3 separate regions of the Homo sapiens genome follow, and regions 2 and 3 are each linked to region 1. A link is a contact called in ENCODE Hi-C or POLR2A ChIA-PET data. All regions are on one chromosome and are shown on one strand. The core of a region is the stretch at or near the end of the contact, and the rest is flanking DNA. Distances in the headings are between cores, read along the strand shown. Region 1 holds the start of CD46 (CD46 molecule). Region 2 overlaps LINC02942 (long intergenic non-protein coding RNA 2942). Region 3 holds the start of CR2 (complement C3d receptor 2).

Region 1 (3,320 bases), core at 604-3,103:
AGACATACAAGACCCATATTCGTTGAATGAATGCTCCTAAGGAAAAAAATGCAACGTAGAAACTATACATGTTATTGGATCCTAAATATAATTTGGACATAGATACACATGACGCGCACATGAAGGCAGAAACAAATATGCCAAAATATTAAAAATAGCTGTCTTTTGATTCTGTTCGTATCGCACAATAAGCATGTATTTCTTAGCGGGTTTTTTTTTTGTTTGTTTGTTTTGTTTTGACAGGGTCTCACTCTGTCATCTAGGCTGGAGTGCAGTGGCATGATCACAGCTCACTGCAGCCTTCACCTCCTGGGCTCAAGTGAATCTCCTACCTCGGCCCCCAGAGTAGCTGGGACCACGGGCATAAACCACCATGCCCAGCTAATTTTTGTATTTTTTTGTAGAGACAAGGTTTTGCCATGTTGCCCAGGTTGATCTTGAACTCCTGGGCACAGGCAATCACCCCGCCTGGGCCTCCCAAAGCGCTGGGATCACAGGCGTGAGCCACTGCGCCTGGCCTAGCATGCATTTTTAAAAGTATTGATTCCATTCAATGAAATACAAAATAAATTTAGTGGGATAGGCCTTAAGCTTTAGCTTATGAGCTGCAGGGGAAAACAAGATTAACATTATCTGCCTTCCTTTGTTAGGATACTAATTTCTCACTAGGTTTGGCTACCATTGTTTTTTAGGTTGTTTCACATCTCTCAAATATGACTCAAAGTAATGAAAAGAAGGAAAACAATGTCAAAAAGCCATTAGGCAATGGAATCAGATACTATCTATATTGGTTGGGAACAGGAAGAAGACTCGATGGCCCACCCACCCCCCAAAAAAGCAGCCATTTACAAACTAATAGGAGCTCAGGTAACACGGAGACTGTTCACAGAAGGCACAAAAAGCATGGCGCGCCCTTACCACCTCTCTAACCCCAGGCACCGAGAGCCTGCTCTCACTCAACATGCCCTCCCTAGCCCCAGAGTCCGCGCTCACTCCATTCAAAGCAAACAGTTGAGCTGTCTTGCCCACAGTGAACTCTGCACACAGGCCACTTACGCACAGCACGCTCCCAGCAACACCTGGCCAGGCCCCTGCTCGCCCAGCCCAGCACATGGGGCACAGCAGACGCACTGCAACCCTTACCGCGGGTACTGTCCAAGCCCTAATGAACACCCCACTCACCAAGGCACCAAGGGAACACAGGGCAAACTCTCACCACGGACACAGCACGGGCCCTAGCAACACTCCCACGCACCTGTGCACTCCAGAACAAGCCCTCACCTAGGGCGCCCAGTCCGCGCTCCCCTGGCCGACTGGCTCAATCCCGAAAACACGATTCACGCTTTTTTTAGGGACGCAGCCAGATCCTGCGTAAATGCTGGCCGCGCACACGACGCCACCAAACAAGCTTCACCTCGGGCTCTGCGTGGTCCCCGCATTCCCCGCCACATACCCCCGGGATCTGAGCACTGCACCCCTCAGAGAACCCTGTCCCCAAACAGGCACGGCCTGCTGTGAGCCCCGCCCCGCGACTCTTGCCCGACTGAGGAGAGCTCTAGTCTCGCCGCGGACGCGCGAACCCGCCCCGGGGTCCTACCGGAGAAGGAGTACAGCAGCAACACCATGGCCGCCAGAAGCAACCCAGGAAAGCGCCAGGAAGGAAAGGGACACTCGCGGCGGCCGGGAGGCTCCATGCGCGGCGCGGAAGACGCTGTTATTTCTCCGGAGGAAAGCAGAGAAACCGAGAGCCAGCCGAGCAGGGAAGTCCCTTCTGGGTCCAGATATGGGACGCAACAATCCCCAACTCACAAAGCATCCAGTGCTGCAGGACAGGTGGGCGTGGCCCGAGCCGCGCCCGGGGCGGAAGTGCGTCGAGTCACCAGGGCGGCTGGGGCCAATCGGCGGGCCGCGGGGCGGAGCCTCGGCGTTCATGGGCAGCCCTTGGCCTTCGAGAGGTCAGGGGGAGGCCCTGGCGGAACCTAACAGAACAGGTTCCCCGAGGCCGCCTTTTTTCTTGCTAAGCCCTTGGCCTACCATCCCGGAAGCCTGAGGCGTCCTGCGGGAAAGGACTGGCTCGCCGTCATATTTGTGACCCAGGCAGGGTGGAGAGAAAACTAAGCTGCTTTGGTAATAGTTTCCGGGAATTCGGGAGTCAAGAATAAAGCACTTCGACCTAAAAATAGAGATCCAGAGTCTAGACAGGGGGTCACCGTGGGCTAGCACCCCTCAGGGTTAGTTTTATCCTGGGGCACTGCAGGCTGTCAGGACTGCCTGGGCCCTTACTTGGTATTTGGCATTAGTCAGGCATTATTGGGAACAATATTTGAGTTTTTCTTGCTTGAATGCCTGCTACTGGATCGTCTCGGGGCCGTCTTGTTTTCACAATCTCAAAGGTTTGGCTTCTGCACTCCCAGCCCCTAAGGTAATTTGCCCTTTGCTCCCCTCCCTGGAGGGGACCCTTCCGAATCTAATTTATTAAGCAACACCAGGCAATTAGAATATTGAGACTCTATGGGGCCCTTGCCCTTGAGCAACTAAATTTTTTATTGAAGACGAAATATACATGCATGAACAATGTAAGGACAAGGGTGTCCTAAGTGCCAAATTCCTGGAAGCAATAAATGCAGAAGGATTCGGATGGGTAGAAATTGTTAGGTGAAGAGTGGATAAGGGGGAGAACTTTTCTGGTGAAACAATCTGAGGAACAATACTGGAAAATTAAGAATGAGCAGGATTGATTTGTAGGATTGTGAGTAAACCGGAATGACCGGTAAAAGGAAAAGGACATGACTGACATTAAAAGAGCAAACAAAGAGTTGACATTTCTTCCCCTCAGATTGGCAAAGAATTAAAACGTCAGCCAATGTGAGTGAACGTGTTGCAGGGGGACCAGCACTCTGTAACATAACTTTTCAGTATGTTAAAAGTCTTAAAGTGGACATGACTTGTGTTAGGCTCTCAGTTCCCAGAGAAATCATCAGAGCTGTGATCAAAGCTCTGATGTGATCAAAACTCTGATGTGATTAATTTTTGAAAAAATGTAAACCCTAAGTGTCTAGCAAAAGTAATAAAGAATTTCTGGCAGTTACCTTTGTGTGATGGAATTCTATGCAGCAAATATTGCAAAAGAATACCAAATATGAGAAACTATGATATCATTGTAAGTGGAAAAAGCAGAGTCCAAACTGGCATGTGCCTTTTGGCAGTCCTTTTATTAAAACAAAAGTACCATATTGATATGTATAAAAAGAAACTAGGAATACAGCAAAATTAACAATGGTTGATAAGATTACAGATATTTCACTTTCCTTATGCTTTTC
Region 2 (3,320 bases), core at 363-2,862, 470 kb after region 1:
GATGCCATAAATGGCCCCAATCTTTAGGTGAAATTTCCTCAACCCTACACACCAGAAGATGCCTTCATCCTGTAGAGGTTCAGTAATATAAAATACCATAAATGATTAATAAACATAACATTCCTGTGTCCATACAGTGAGAGTGAGTGAGGAGATGGGGGCTGTTCAAGACCTGTACCTTGCCCTGTAAAAATCAGGATGAGCCATCCCCTCCCCCAAATTAACACTGAGAACTACATAGTTTTTCCTTTCCCAGTAGCTCATCAATGGGTTTACGTCATTGGAGTGCTTATTGAAGCAAAGAGGCTTGATGACTTTTTTACCACTATACTTTTTATATAAAATGACTATTACTGCTTATTTGTATAAGATTTTAGCCACTAAAGTCTCTATTCTTATGAGATCAACTTGCCCAAGGCTATACAGAACCCTGGATTTATCTGTTAAGGTTGGATAAGTCTTTGCAAGGAGAAGACCTGTGGAGTCAGGAGAAACTGGGCTTGCAATGCACAAGCTCAAATTACCAAAATAGAGCATTTGATATTTTGGTCATGACTGAGGGCAGGCATATTTGTCATTCTAAGTTCAGTCATTCTAACTGCATGATGAATATTGGAAAGCTAATGAGAAGGAAAATAACCTGTTGAATTATGGTAAGAATTTCCTCCTCTTTTAAAAATAGTGACGACTGGCTGAAAAGAAAGGTGTTATTTCTCATATTTGGTTTCCAAAGCCTGAGAAAAGCAGGATGTGGTCTTATGACCTATTGACTCCACAGACTTCATAAACATGGATTCAAAGTAGTTTCTCTTCACTGGAAAAGGAAACAGTTCTAGAATGCATTTATTGCCTAGCTGTTGAATATCTACTAAAACTTGGGAGTGTCTAATTGCAATAAACCAAGGCTACATGAATCAACTCCTCATTTCCATGCTGCTCAGGGCAAACTCCCTTAAGTTACAGGAATTGCCCTATCTGCTTCTTCCCTGCCCTCCTGCTGAATTTTGTTCCCAGCCTGTTCCTTAAGCCTTCAGTTTCCTTCATGTCTGCTATCTACTCCTACTACCTGAAAAAACAAAACTGGAAACAGACCAATCAAAACCATCACCTTTGCTTTCTGTTCAAAATAATCTGAGTGACTCCAACCCTGCCCTGTCCACGCCCACACCTGGCCTTGTTGGACAGGTTTGCCTTTACTCTTATTTTACAGATAAAACAGAAACCCAGCTATCTTGATGCTTCTTGCCTCACTGCCTTTCCTGCAAAATCTCCACCTTCCACCCCTACATGTTTTATGGTGGAAGAGAAATTTATATTGCTGTACCTTTCAGCCCATCAATTTATTTTTATTCAAAATTTTTCCAAGCCTTGACCCCTACATTTACTTATTTCCAGAATGTAAATCCATGATCCTCATGACTTTTATTGAGGGCAGGCATATTTGTCATTATAAATTCAGTCATTCTAACTGCATGACGAATATTAGAAAACTAATGAGTAGGAAACAGAACCTGTTGAATTACAGTAAGAACTTCCTCCTCTTTTAAAAATAGTGACAACTGGGCTGAAAAGAAAGATGTTGTTTTTCATGTTTGGTCTCTGAAGCCTGAGAAAAGCAGGATATGGTCTTATGACTCACTGACTCCACAGACTTCATAAACATAGATTCAAAGTAGAATCCATGGGATAGAATGAGAGAGCATTCAAAATGCTCTCCCATTTTTCCTCTTTATCTGGATTTCTGCTGTTACTATTCATTTCATGGATACAGAACCCCACTACGTGCCAAGACTATTTGTATCCACTGTGTTGACTTCTTTGACAGCTTTTTGTCCCAATTCCTGTTTCTCACCTCACCAGTCTTCATCAGATCTGCATTTCCTACCAGCATGTGCACCCTCACCCTGCTCATCTCAGAGCCCCAGCACTCCATCCCCACATCTCCCTATTGAACCATCCCCTCGCTTCTTTCTTTACTGACCTGGTGCCATTTTGCCATAACCACTGAACCAACTCTTGACTGTCAACAGGATCTCTGATGTCTCAGTCAATAATTTTTCACTCAATCCGTTATAGTTACACAATTTGTAATTTAACAGAGTCCAGGTTTTTTTTCAATCGTTTCATATAATCCACACATACATTCATTCTTTGAACAGATATGTCTCAGGCACTCATTTCAAGTACCATGCATTGTGCTAAGTGCTGGGATGTGGCTCAGAAAGAAACCAGACAGGATGTCTGCCTTCATGAAATTCACAGTCTAACAGAAGAGCCATATAAACAAGCAAATGTACAAATAAATATGTAATTACAAAATAAATTACAAATGAGGCTCTATGAAGAATACTAAGAGAGAATAATGAGGAACCAATTGTCGATTAGGGGCATCATGGAAGTGCCCTCTGAGGAAGTGGCATTGAAGCTAAGGTGTGAGGGATGGGTAGGAATTAACCAGGTGAGAGAAGAAAGTGAGTACAAAACAGGAGCAATAGCATGTACGTAGTGCCTGAGACAGGAAAGTGCTGGGCAATTTTGAGGACAGGAAAGGCCGGTGTGGCAGGAGCAAGCAAGAAAGTGGTTCTGAGAGGAAGCACAGCAAGATAGCTGAATAGGACCCTCCAATGATCTTCCCCCTCCACAGGAACACCAAATTGAACAACTATGCACACAAGAAAGCACCTTCATGAAAATCAAAAATCAGATGAGCAATCTCAGCAACAGGTTTTAACATCCTATCAAGGAAATAGGCATTGAAGAGGGTAGGAAAGACAGTTTTGGTTTTTTTTTTGACTTTTACTTTCAGGAGTACATGTACAGGTTGTTATATAGGTAAATTGCATGTCACAGGGGTTTAGTGTACAGATTATTTCACCATTCAGGTAATAAGGATAGTATCCGATAGAGTTTGTTGATCCTTGCTCTCTTCCCACCCTCCACCCTCAAGTAGGCCCCAGGATTTATTGTTCCCTTCTTTGTTTCCATGTGTAGTCAATGTTTAGCTCACAGAAAGTGATCTACATGTGGTATTTGGCTTTCTGTTCCTGCATTAGTTTGTTTAAGACAATGCCCTCCAGCGCCATCCATGTTGCTGCAAAGGACATGATCTTGTTCTTCTTTGTGGCTACATAGTATTCAACGGTATATAACATTTTCTTTATCCAGTCTACCATTGATGAGCATTGAGATTGATTCCAGTCTTTGCTATTGTGAATAGTGCTGCGATGAACATATGTGTGCATATGTCTTTATGGTAGAATGATTTATATTCCTTTGTATATATACCCAATAATGGGATTCCTGGGTTGCATGGTTTAAGT
Region 3 (3,320 bases), core at 209-2,708, 300 kb after region 1:
TGATTTTCAGTTGATAATATCCTCTTTGAAATTTAGAAATAGGTGAGAAGTCAGGGACGTACTCTGCTCTTAGAAAAAGTGTGAATATACATTTGTTCAAAGGGAGTTAATATGCAGAAAAAGAAAAGAGATGAAGATAATGGTCTGGAGAAAGGTTTAAGGGTCAGGAGACAGTAAAATGTCAGGAAAGCAAAAAGTTGTAATAAACTAATATGTGCTGTATTCCAGACACCTCAATAAGCTGGATGTCCATAGAAACAATTGGACACCCAGCTTGTTAGCTTAAATGCTGGCTCCATAAAATCAAGTCTGTACAGGAGGCTTATTACTGATATTTAGTAGTAACGACTAACATCCAACTTTCTTTGCTTAGTTTCATCTGTGCTCAGGGCAGCTCAGTGAGGTGGAAGGCCAGTTAATCACTAGTTTCATTTTACAGATGAAGAAACTGAAGATCAGGGAGCTAAATGACTTGCCAAAAGTCACCCAGTTATTGAGGTCTGCACACAGTAAACGTCTTATAAACTAGGAATGCACGGTACCGTGGAGATAATTAGAAACTTAGACCCATCCTGTAGCCAAGAGACGCTAATCTTAATTATAATCTTTCTTTAAAATCAAGCCAATCTGGAGGAAAAAAAGATATAATAAACGGTGAATGAGACCTTTGCGGACGTCCACACCATTACAGTAGGTTAATAACAAGAAGAAAACAATAGTTTTAATCCATGTCTCAAAAATAACTACGGATGGTTAATGTTTAGGATCTCTACCAATATCACATTAGAGTTCAGAAAATCTGAGACCCATGCTTGGGAACCAGGTCTTACTCTTATTTAGGGAAGGGAGCCGAGGTTCTGCCGCTTTTGCTGGGCAAGAGCGCGGTTCGGGTGTACAGAAACAGCCTCACGTGGCTAGCTGGTGCCTCATGCAGTGGGTAGGTTTCCCGTGGCGAGCGGTAGCGCTGACCGCCGGCCAGAGAGCGATGAGCACCTGCAGAATCCTGGGGGCGGGGAGCCCGGCAGGAGACCGCGAGCACCCGCACGCCGCCAGCCACACCGGGCCGACCAGACAGCGCCCCTCTGTGGCGCAGCCTCCAATTCTGGAGGTCCCAGCTCCCGGAGGGGCCAGTGGGGACAATCAGGACCAGGCGGTTTATTGCAGTGGTCCCTCAAAGCTAGCGGGAGGCGGACACGCGTCGAGCACTGCCCCCACCGTCTCGCTTTTGGCCCCCTGCTTTGCATCGCGGCACAGAAACTTTCCCTGCCCGGGACGCGTCCCCACCTCCGTGCTCCCCCTCCCAGCTCACCGAGGACCCCCGGTGCGACGAGAGCCAAGAAAACCCCGAGCAGGCCCGCGGCGCCCATGCCACGGCCGAAGCCCCCGCGGCGGGATGCGTTCCGAGACCCGCGAGCGTCCGGCAGCTCTGGGAGGGCAAGGCTGGAGCAGCAAGCAGCTGTGAGCCAGGAGAGGCGGGCCCTTAAATAGTGTCCGGCACACGTGCTAGTTCTGAGCGCACACCTGCAGGCGGCCTGGGGGCTGACGCGGCGCCGGTGAGGGTGGGACAAGCGGGAGGGACGGCCCGGCACGAGGTGGGCGGGGAGCTCTGAGCCACTCTTTGGCTCAGACTCACCCCTCGTTGCGGTGGCTTCCCCACTTTTTTGACCACGCAACCCACTACACTCACTTGTTTCTCTTACTAGAACTTAAACAAAACTTTCACAAGTTAGTACTCACCCTTAGTAATCTACAATGTTCGTCCTCTGTGCCATGCTGTGTTATGCTAGACTAGGCTAGGCTATCCTATTCTTATTAGAAATCCACCAAACTCATTTCAAAACCTATTAGTGGATTCATCTCCCAGTTTGAAAAAGCAGTGTAAGTTTACTTAGGGAATTTAGGAACAGCAGCCACTTCTGCTCTGTTCTTTATTTTGAAGTAATCTCTACAGAAAAGTTTCAAGAGTACTGCAGAGAATTCCCATATACTTGTCACCCAGATTCTCTGCATGTTAACATTTTGCTGTATTTTCTTTACCATTCTCTATTCTTTCTCTATAGACATATATGTACATATATGTGATTATATAATTATAATTATATAATTATTACTTTGGAACCATCTAGCATTTATTCCTATTCTAAATGGTTCACTAAGGACTTTCTGTTCCATAACTAGAGTGCAATGATCAAAAATAAGAACTTAACATTGACACAAGACTATAAGCTACCATCTGTATTTAAATTTTGACAATCATCTCAATAACCTGTGTTATGGTAAAAACAATAACAACAATAGAAACCAACCTTTGTTTTTCCTGGTCCAGAATCATTTCAGGATCATGTATTGTGTTTGATCATTATGCCTTCCCCCCACCCCCAGTTCTTTATTCTGGAAAAATGTCCTCAGCATTTTTGGTATTGCATGACCTTTACATTTTTGACGAATACACCACAATTATTTTTGGAGAATGACTTTTAAGTCCGTTATCTATTATAATAACAAATTACCCTGAAGGTAGTGGTGTAAAGCAAGAATAAACATTTATGATCTCACAGTTTCTGTGGGTCGGTCAGGTGGTTCTGGCTTGGGATCGCTCAGGAGATTGCAGTTAAGACACCAGCTGGAGGTGCAGTCATCTGAAGGGTTAACTGGGATAGGCGAATCCACATCTAAGATGGCTCACTTACCAGCCTTTGGCTGGAAGCTTCATTCTTCACCACGTGGATTTTGCCATAGGGCTCGCTGCTTGTGTGTTGAGTGTCCTCGTGACATGCCAGCTAGCGTCTCTGAGAACAAGAAAGAAGAAGCCATAATGTCCTTTGTGACCTGTCCTCAGAAATCACAATATGTTAACTCCAGAATATCCAATTGATTGTACAGATCAGCCCTTTTCAGTGTAGGAGGGCAGTATACGTGGATGGTAATGTCAGGAGACAGGATCACACCCCACAATTTGGATTTGTCTATCATTTCTTCATGATAGATTCAGGTTATTGAATCTAATTATTTGACAGGAATACCAGAAAGGATGTCTTATCCTTACGGGGAGGCATATGTTGTCTATTTGTCCTATTACTGGTGGTGGTAACTTTGATCACTTAGTTAAGATGGTGCCTGCCATGTTTCTTAGTGTAGACTCAGTATTTTTCCCTTTGTAATTAATAAGTATTTTATAGGGAGATACTTTAAAACTATGTAAATTCCTCATTTTTTCATCAAATTTTTACCCACAAATTTTAGCGTCTATTGATGATCCTTTCTTGAATCAATTTTTACTATGATGGTTGTCAAAGGGTGTTTTTTCCTAATTTAATAAT

The links. A loop is a pair of places that touch in the nucleus more often than their neighbours do. ChIA-PET counts read pairs that join two places held with the same protein, here RNA polymerase II (POLR2A). Pooled maps may share reads with other maps.
Region 2: a map of endothelial cell of umbilical vein shows a loop between it and region 1 (3-fold over the local background). The contact joins the enhancer-like site here to the promoter of CD46 in region 1. A Hi-C loop is called at or near these places in 1 of 168 maps with a recorded cell type or tissue (endothelial cell of umbilical vein).
Region 3: a loop to region 1 is called in a map of OCI-LY7, with 2.0 times the contacts of the local background. The contact joins the promoter of CR2 here to the promoter of CD46 in region 1. A Hi-C loop is called at or near these places in 1 of 168 maps with a recorded cell type or tissue (OCI-LY7) and 3 of 50 pooled maps. POLR2A ChIA-PET finds 5 or more read pairs at or near these places in 2 of 52 experiments (MCF 10A and PC-9).

Annotation. Positions count from the first base shown.
Region 1 is chr1:207,750,587-207,753,906 of GRCh38, reverse strand. CD46 (CD46 molecule) reads right to left here and starts at 1,853. Exons shown (of 13, transcript NM_172351.3): 1 at 1,598-1,853. The coding sequence starts at 1,694. RefSeq lists silencers at 966-1,323, 1,903-2,012 and an enhancer at 1,593-1,802.
Region 2 is chr1:207,280,528-207,283,847 of GRCh38, reverse strand. All of the region lies in intron 2 of LINC02942 (long intergenic non-protein coding RNA 2942), which reads right to left. The region is part of intron 1 of LOC107985251 (a long non-coding RNA gene); the gene reads left to right. Among named protein-coding and RNA genes, the nearest start is that of CD55, 39 kb to the left of the region's middle. Within about 2 kb of position 1,612, at least 7 of the 41 ENCODE cell types and tissues checked have a DNase peak (open chromatin) inside an H3K27ac peak, as active enhancers do; they include endothelial cell of umbilical vein, where a contact is called at or near this core.
Region 3 is chr1:207,452,466-207,455,785 of GRCh38, reverse strand. CR2 (complement C3d receptor 2) reads right to left here and starts at 1,458. Exons shown (of 20, transcript NM_001006658.3): 1 at 1,310-1,458. The coding sequence starts at 1,367. RefSeq lists silencers at 900-1,009, 1,390-1,619.